Regions from separate parts of the Homo sapiens genome. Here region 1 is linked to region 2. A link is an interaction called in ENCODE POLR2A ChIA-PET data of the cell type or tissue named here. Cell type or tissue: B cell. All regions are shown on one strand.

Region 1 (4,000 bases), 180 kb before region 2:
TCAGTTTTTACATTTAGGTCTTTGATCCATTTGGAGTTCATTTTTATGTACAATTTGAGGTATGTGGATGCATGTAGGTGTCCAAATATTTCAGTGCTATTTGTTGAAAAGAGTGTTCTTTCCTCATTGCACCCTTTGCACCCTTGTCAAGACTCAATTGACCATAGACGTATGACTTACAATTCTATTCCATTGATCTACATGCCTATCCTTATGCCAGTGCCTCACTGTCTTGATTGCTGTAGCTTTGTATTACAAAGGTTTCAGAATTAGAAAATGCAAGTCTTCCAATTTTGTTATTCTTTTTCGAGATAGTTTGGCTATTCTCGGCCCCTTGCATTTCCACATAAATTTTAGGATCAACTTGTACATTTCTATTAAAAAAAAGGGAAGTGGAATTTTGGTAGACAGGGATTTCAGTGATCTGTAAAACTATTTGGAGAGTATTACTACCTCAACAATATAACTCTTCCAATTTAAGAATATGAGATGTCTTTCTGTTTATTTAGAGGGTTTTTTTTTTTTTTTTTAAGACAGAGTCTCACTCTGCTCTGTTGCCCAGGCTGGAGCACAGTGTTGGCTCACTATAACCTCTGCCTCATGGGTTCAAACAATTCTCCTGCCTCAGCCTCCTGAGTAGCTGGGACTATAGGCACCCACCACCACGCCTACCTAGTTTTTGTATTTTTAATAGAGATGGGGTTTCACCATGTTGGCCAGGCTGGTCTTGAACTCCTGACCTCAAATGATCCACCTGCCTTGGCCTCCCAAAGTGTTGGGATTATAGACGTGAGCCACCACACCCAGCCTATTTAGGTCTTCTTTAATTTCTTTCAACAATATTTTATAATTTTTAGTGTGTAAGCATTGTGCTTTGGTTAAATTTATTCCTGTTTTACTATTTTCAGTGGTATTGTAAATGGACTTCCTTTCTTAATTTTATTTTCAGTAGTTCATTGCTGTTACATAGAAATGCAACTGATATATGTACATTGATCATTTTGCAACCTTAATGAACTTGTTAGCCCTAATTGTGTGTGTGTGTATAATCTTTAGAGTTTTTTAGTGCAAGATCATGTCATCTGCAAGTAGAAGAAGTTTTACTTCCTCCTTTCTAATCTAGATACCTTTTATTTCATTGTCTTGCCTAATTACCCTGGATAGGACCTCCAGTGCAATATTGAGTAGAAGTGGCATGAGTGGACATACTTGTCTTGTTTCCAATCTTAGAGGGGAAGCTTTCAGTCGATCACCATTAAGTGTGATATATTCATTCATTCTTTCATTCAACAAATGTTTACTGAGCAGCAAGTTACGCCACTGTACTCTGGGAATCTCTTGGTGCTTATAATCTGAAGGGGGTGAGGTAAGGAGAAGGAGTAACCAAGAGGGAAGTGAAATAAATACAAACAGGCCAGGCGTGGTGGCTCACGTCTGTAATCCCAGCACTTTGGGAGGCCGAGGCAGGCGGATCACCTGAGGTCAGGAGTTTGAGACCAGCCTGGCCAACATGGTGAAACCCTGTCTCTACTAAAAATACAAAAATTAGCCAGGTATGATGGTGCGCACCTGTAATCCCAGCTACTCATGAGGCTGAGGCGGGAGAATTGCTTGAACCCGGGAGACGGAGATTGCAGTGAGCCGAGATTGCGCCACTGCACTCCAGCCTGAGCAACAGAGCAAGACTCCATCTCGCGGGGGGGAAGTGGGGAAAGAAAGAAATACAAACAAGTAAGGTGAATTTAAATAGCATGACAATACATGTGGAGAAGAAAATAAAGTAGGTCAAGTGATCTTGACTCAGGAAGGTGTCTTCAAGGAGGTAGTATGAGCAGAGGCCTGAATGAAGGGAGTCAGCCATGCACATATCCTAGCAAAGTTTAACGTGGAGGAAGGAGCAACAGAAGCAAAGCTCTTGAGGCTGGAACGAGCTTGTTGTAAGAATGAGATGGTAGCTGAGTGAATGAGGGTGCCAGAGGCAGGCCAAGAGCTAGAGGAGGGAGGCTGGGTCTCCCTGGGTTTAATGCTGCCCACCCATTAAAAAGTGTTAAAACTTGAACTTTTTTTGTGTCAGTTTTTATAGTAAGGTGACATTGAGGCTATTATACACTAAAGAACATTTCGAATCTAACAGTGTTCTAAATGGGCATATTTTAAGGAAATACAGTCAAGTGCCATGTGGCATTCTTTGGATGCATGTAATTCCAATTAGAATTAATTGTACATATTCTCTCTTTTTCTTTAAAAGAAATAAGCTTGGCTGGGCGCAGTGGCTCATGCCTGTAATCCCAGCAATTTGGGAGGCCTAGGTGGGTGGATCACTGGAGTCCAGGAGTTCGAGAGCAGCCTCGGTGAAATTCCATCTCTATAAAAAGTTAAAAAATTAACCAAGTGTGGTGGTAAGCGCCTGTAGTCCCAGCTACACAGGAGACTGAGGTTGAGACCCGGGGGCAGGGGGGTAGATGGCGGGAAATCGCTTGAGCCTGGGGAGGCAGAGTTTGCAGTGAGCCAGGATGGTGCCACTGCACTCCAGTCCAGGTGACAGAGTGAGACTCTGTCTCAAAAAAAAAAAAAAAAAAAAAAAAAAGTAGCCTGTTTTTAAAATCATCTCCAGGAAATACATTCAAAACCTTCAAATATAAAAGATGTAAAAAATATAAACATGTAGATGAGGATCTTTTCAGCCTGTCTCCCCACCCTCCTTCCCATAGGCAGCTCCTGTTTATTGGTTTCTTGATATCGCTTGGAGGCATGTTATGCATATGAGAAAATCGATTTTATATTTATTTTTCCCTTGTTTAAAACCTCAAGATTAAAAATATTAATTTAAAAATTCTCCAGCTTTTCTAATAGAATTTGTGTACTGCATTTAGTTCAAATAGAAAACTTAATATTACTAATTTTCCATATTCTTACAAATTGACTTTATTCTATACAAAATATTCATTATACCTTTGTTATTCCTAATACATATTTTAATTGTGATAAGTGGTTCTGAGGTCTGACTTCTCCATTAGATTGCCTTGTCTGTCTCTGGGCTAAAGAAGCACTCAGTGTTGGACAATTAAATGATCAAATGTGAGAAGCACTTTTACACAGTTCGTGAAAGAGCTCACCATCTTAATTAAACTGCTTGAAATTGCCATGTCATTTCTAATGCCTTTACTTCTTTTTTAAGAAATTGAAAAGATTAAAGAGTAAGAAAGTGATAGGCCTTAAAGGAAAACACTCTTCTGGGAAAATAGTTAAGAAAAGTAACTCTGGTCCTCAACTGGGAATGTCCTTACCTTGGGTACCAAGGGGGCCACTCCACCAGAACTCCATAAACCTTGGCACAGAATAGAAGCAATGAAAGATGACTCCAAGGTTTCATTCTTAAGGGATCCAAACCACATTTTTCTTAATCACACTGATAAATGGACAAGACATTTTCACGGCTTTTCACTCACCCCTGAGGCGGAACCTTGGACAGGAAATATAGGAAGGAGGCTGTGCTGGAGCATCGTGGGTAATTTTTGACTTTTGCTTCAAGTTTGCTTCAAGAAGGTGAGCAGGAAAGATGCATGCTGCAGGCAGAAGAGGGCATGGTGGTGCAGGCGCTCTGCCTGAGCATGCCCTCCCTTTCCTGCTTCTTGTCCTCCTCGCCCTCACTGTCCTGCCTGCTCCTCGCCTGCTGGCCTCTCAGTGGACTCCTGCCAGTGGTCGCCTCTCCCTGGACTTTGAGGTTCAGAAGTGGGGCACAGGAGAGTGCAGAGCTGGAAGAAATGTTTACAGGGTGCAGGGATTGGGGAAAGTGCATGTCTCAAGGTGGGCGCTCCTAGGATCCCCTGGCAAAGGCACAGGAGGAGGGAGCTGTCAGAGGACCATGTAGCCTTGAGACCATGGGTGCCTCCTAAGAGAAAACAGTGTCTTTATTTCTGTGCTCCTTTAGGGGGAGAAACAAAGGATGCATTAGCTCCATAGGGACAAGCAAGATGGCCTCACTAAAGCACAGCAGAGC
Region 2 (4,000 bases):
ATGTTTGTGCACTTGAAGACTATTGAATTCATTCTGTGTGTTTTTTTTTCCAAAATGATATATGAATTAGAATTGCCCTTTTGAGCCAAGAACCCTGGTGGGTTTTGTTTTGTTTTTTAACAGAGCCGCAAGCCCAGGAATGAGAAATCAGTTCATAAAATCAATAGCAAGCAAATTTAGAATCCACTACAGCACCTATACCCAGCTTATAGTAAGCCTGAGAAGCAGACTCCTACAGGATGAGATTGATTCCAGCAGTGTGGTTAGATATTTGGAAATGCCTAAAGAAATGTTTATGCTCAAGTTAAGGTTGCAGCAGAAACCATATAACTTGAGAATTTCTGGGGCCTAAATGTACGGGCTCTACAGAATGTACTACGTTGCTTTGTGCCTCTGCCCAGATCACTATTCTCCTTTTCCACTTTCCTCCCATGCTGCCCCCAGCACACGCATACTTGCCTCATCGCCTCAAAAAAAAAATAATAAAAATTGAAATCTTTCTAATGCCAATTCAGCCTTCCAGTTTCATCTGAGACATCACTTCTTCAGGGAGATCTTCTCCTTTCCCTAGACTAATCAAGGTCCCCACCTTGCCTTCCTAGAGCCCCCATCCCTAGCCACAACACCCATCAAAATTGATCATCACTGCTTGTCTCCTTGCCTTCCTCCACCTGGCTGTGTGCCCAGCAACTAGGACTAGTTCAAGAAGTATTTGTTGACGAAGTAAATCAATTTAGTTTGGGGGGACCATGGCCACAGGATCAAGACACTTCTCAGCTCTCTGCTGTCTCCTTACTCTTGCTTTCCAGACTCTGATTCCCGAGCAGTTGGGAAGACATCTTTTTGTTTCTTCCATTCTGAAATTCACTGACCAACTGCGTACATCCATGCTCATAAACATTTGATTTAGCTATAAAATCTATTTTAAATAAAAATGCCAATTAGAGTAGAAACTTCCTGCTCCTCCCTGTCCCCACTATGTGTAAGGTAAGTGTGGAGGTGGGAAAAAGAGCGTTGTCTTCTAAGGAGTGGGAGTTGAATGTCTCCTAGGTGCCCACTGCAGGCAGCATGAAAATAATAGGATGGATACTATAGGAGGCACATTTGAGATCTTTCAAATTGCTCCAGCTGACCATCCATGACATGGGCTACCTGGTGAGGCAGGAAGTCCTGTGTGGGACTGTCCTAGGGCAATAGCTGTGCAAAGACCATCATAAGTGCAACAGATGCTGCTGAAGATGGTAATTTCAGGCAGCCTATGTTAGGCCAGGGCTCAGCTGGGCTAGACTAAGGGAACCAAAGACAGGTATGAAAGGGACTGTAGGCTCCAGTGACCCCAAGGCAGAACCAGAATTGGGAATCTCTGTTCTATTGCACTCTGTTTTTACAATTCTGGCCAGACCTGTAGTGTGGCATACCACTACAGGTTATGTGGGGAAAATGTTACCACATATTCCCCACATAATTTTCTAACAATACCTCGTTCCCTTTGCAGCTGGTTCAGATCTCACAGTCATAAGAGGGTTGAGCAGTTGGTCACACCTTGACTTGACAGCTGTCAGTCAGAGGCCATAGGTTCAACATATATTGAAATGATTTCTTTCAGTTGGTCAGTTGGTTTTACCTATTTGCCTGGGCTTATGGCGACCACCGTGGAAATTCAAGAGACCTGTACCCAGAATCCGTGCACTTATGGTGCACAGAATGCTCACTACGTGTAGAATCTTATTTCCTCTTCACACTCATTCTATTTAGGTAGTATTTTGGTTCTCATTTTTGCATACAAGGAAACAGGAACTCAGAGTGGTTAAATGACTTTATAAGATAAGAAAAAGAGCTTGTTCTAAAGGCTATTGAAATGCCAGTGATTGATTTCTCTGAGTTACTTTTCAGAACTAGAGTGATGGCATAGGGCAAGCTTATTCAAACCCATGGCCCACGGGCTGCACGTGGCCCAGGATGGCCTTGAATGCGTAACTTTTTTTTTTTTTTTTTGCGACAGATTCTCACTCTGTCGTCCAGGCTGGAGTACAGTGATGCGATCTCGGCTCGCTGCAACCTCCACCTCCTGGGTTCAAGTGCTTCTCATGCCTCAGCCTCCTGAGTAGCTGGGATTACAGGCATGCACCGTCACACCTGGCTAATTTTTGTATTTTTAGTAGAGATGGGGTTTTACCACAGTGGCCCGGCTGGTCTCGAACTCCTGGCCTCAAGTGATCTGCCCGCCTCAGCCTCCCAAAGTGCTGGGATTACAGGCGTGAGCCACCATGCCTGTAAACTTTCTGAAAATTCATAAGCTTTCTTAAAACATTATGAGTTTTCTTGCAATTTCTTTTTTTTTTTAGCTCATCAGCTGTCATTAGTGTTAGTGTATTTTATGTGTGGCCCAAGACAATTCTTCTTCTTCCAGTGTGGCTCAAGGAAGCCAGAAGATTGGACACGCCTGGCATACGGCATACCACTGCGCCATCCAAAACAGCTGTGCACAGCCCCACTTCCCAGCTGTTAGGGGCTTTTTTCATCTTCAAAAATTAAGCAAAGAGGTTCACTAAAGCATCAGTTCAGAGTGTGGGGCTTCTAGTCAGTGTATTTTAGGGAATTAATTTTAGGAAGAAACTATTTTTAGGTCCACGATTATTTTTAAAAACAAAAATCTAGACAACAGTGCATACATGCACGTCTGGATATGTAAGCCCTTACCACACAGCGAGATGAGAGGGTGGCCTTGGCCAAAGCCTGCAGTTGTTGGGACATTCAAAACCATGAGCAGACTGGAGATTTGAGCCACATGTGCACCAGCGCAGTCGCTCAGATGCGGCCTGGGTGCGCTGATCTGGGAGGGGGACTCACGGGCTCTGGGTCTCTGACTAGCTGGCACATGAAGGACCTTAATGACTTGAACCTCACTTTCAGTTTGAGATCCTTTGAACTTTTGTTAGAGTGAGCCATAAAGAAGTGGTCAGCCAATCAGATGTTTAGTATAAACTGAACTTTAGCGTAAATAAGCTTTAAGAGACACATTTGATTTACATAATAAATAAACAAGCTACTTTTAGGAACTTTTAAGTACAAAAGTTGAAGATAGTTGCTAATTAAACCTAAATCTTGCCTGTACATTAAAAACATACTCGACAGAATTTCCAGTTTAGAAAACTCCTCAAGAACCAAATTTCTGGGACAGCTGGGGTGTTTTTCTCACTTAGCCCAAGTGAGTAAGTTTTACTGTAAGTAAATATGCATACATCATTAAGTGAAGGTGGCATCACACTGGCAGGGAAAGTCAGATGGGTTATTGGCGAAGAATGAAATTTTGCTGATCTTCATAAATTGTGAAATGATAAAAAACAAATAGAACTCAGTAGAAATGAATGGCAGGCCAAACAAACCGGACAGAAAAGGGGCTACAGACTAAAAGTGGTAAATTACAGCTTCTACACATAAATCCTTTTTACCCCAACCCTCTTTAAATTCTGGAACATAAATGGGGGAACAAATATAGACCCTTTCTAAATCCACACCAGAGAAGTGACTTTGGTTGTTTTTTTGTTTGGTTTTATTTTGTTTTTCTGATATAATAGTGATTTTTGCCTCCTTTCCTCCTCTTTGTAAGGTCTTGGGTAGAAGAGGTTGTAAAAGAAAATGAAACTATATTATACTGATGATAATAGCTACCATTCAGTGATAGTTATTGACAGATGTTAATATCTGTTTCATAGAGCAAGGATTAAATGAGTTATACATAGAACACTTAAAGCAGTGTTTTATGTTTATAAGCATGTAGTATTTAAGTATTAGATATTATTATCTTTAATGTTGGCAATTGTCTTAACAATATAACAGATATTCTACTAAGCACTATATATGTCTTATCTCACTTGCTACTGTTATGTTAATTTTATAGATAGTAATCTGAGGCATGGGAAGTTTAAAAAGTTGCCTGAGATTGCACGGGTGGTAATAACTGCGCACTTTCTATATGCTGTACTTAGTACTAGACATT

What was found. ChIA-PET counts read pairs that join two places held together with the same protein. Peaks named below come from ENCODE experiments on the same cell type or tissue, not always from the same donor. Only the 100,000 strongest peaks of a DNase experiment are listed, where the experiment ranks them.
Region 1: POLR2A ChIA-PET joins it to region 2 with 6 read pairs; 2 of 35 experiments call an interaction of 5 or more read pairs at or near these places.

The regions. Positions count from the first base shown.
Region 1 is chr5:78,974,866-78,978,865 of GRCh38, reverse strand. The region is part of intron 1 of ARSB (arylsulfatase B); the gene reads left to right. Among named protein-coding and RNA genes, the nearest start is that of ARSB, 8.4 kb to the left of the region's middle. RefSeq lists enhancers at 3,195-3,713, 3,714-4,000. In B cell, no CTCF peak of the experiment used is centred here; no DNase peak of the experiment used is centred here.
Region 2 is chr5:78,790,374-78,794,373 of GRCh38, reverse strand. All of the region lies in intron 6 of ARSB (arylsulfatase B), which reads left to right. Among named protein-coding and RNA genes, the nearest start is that of LHFPL2, 140 kb to the right of the region's middle. In B cell, no CTCF peak of the experiment used is centred here; a DNase peak (open chromatin) is centred at 1,723; H3K4me3 peaks cover 694 bases; H3K27ac peaks cover 355 bases.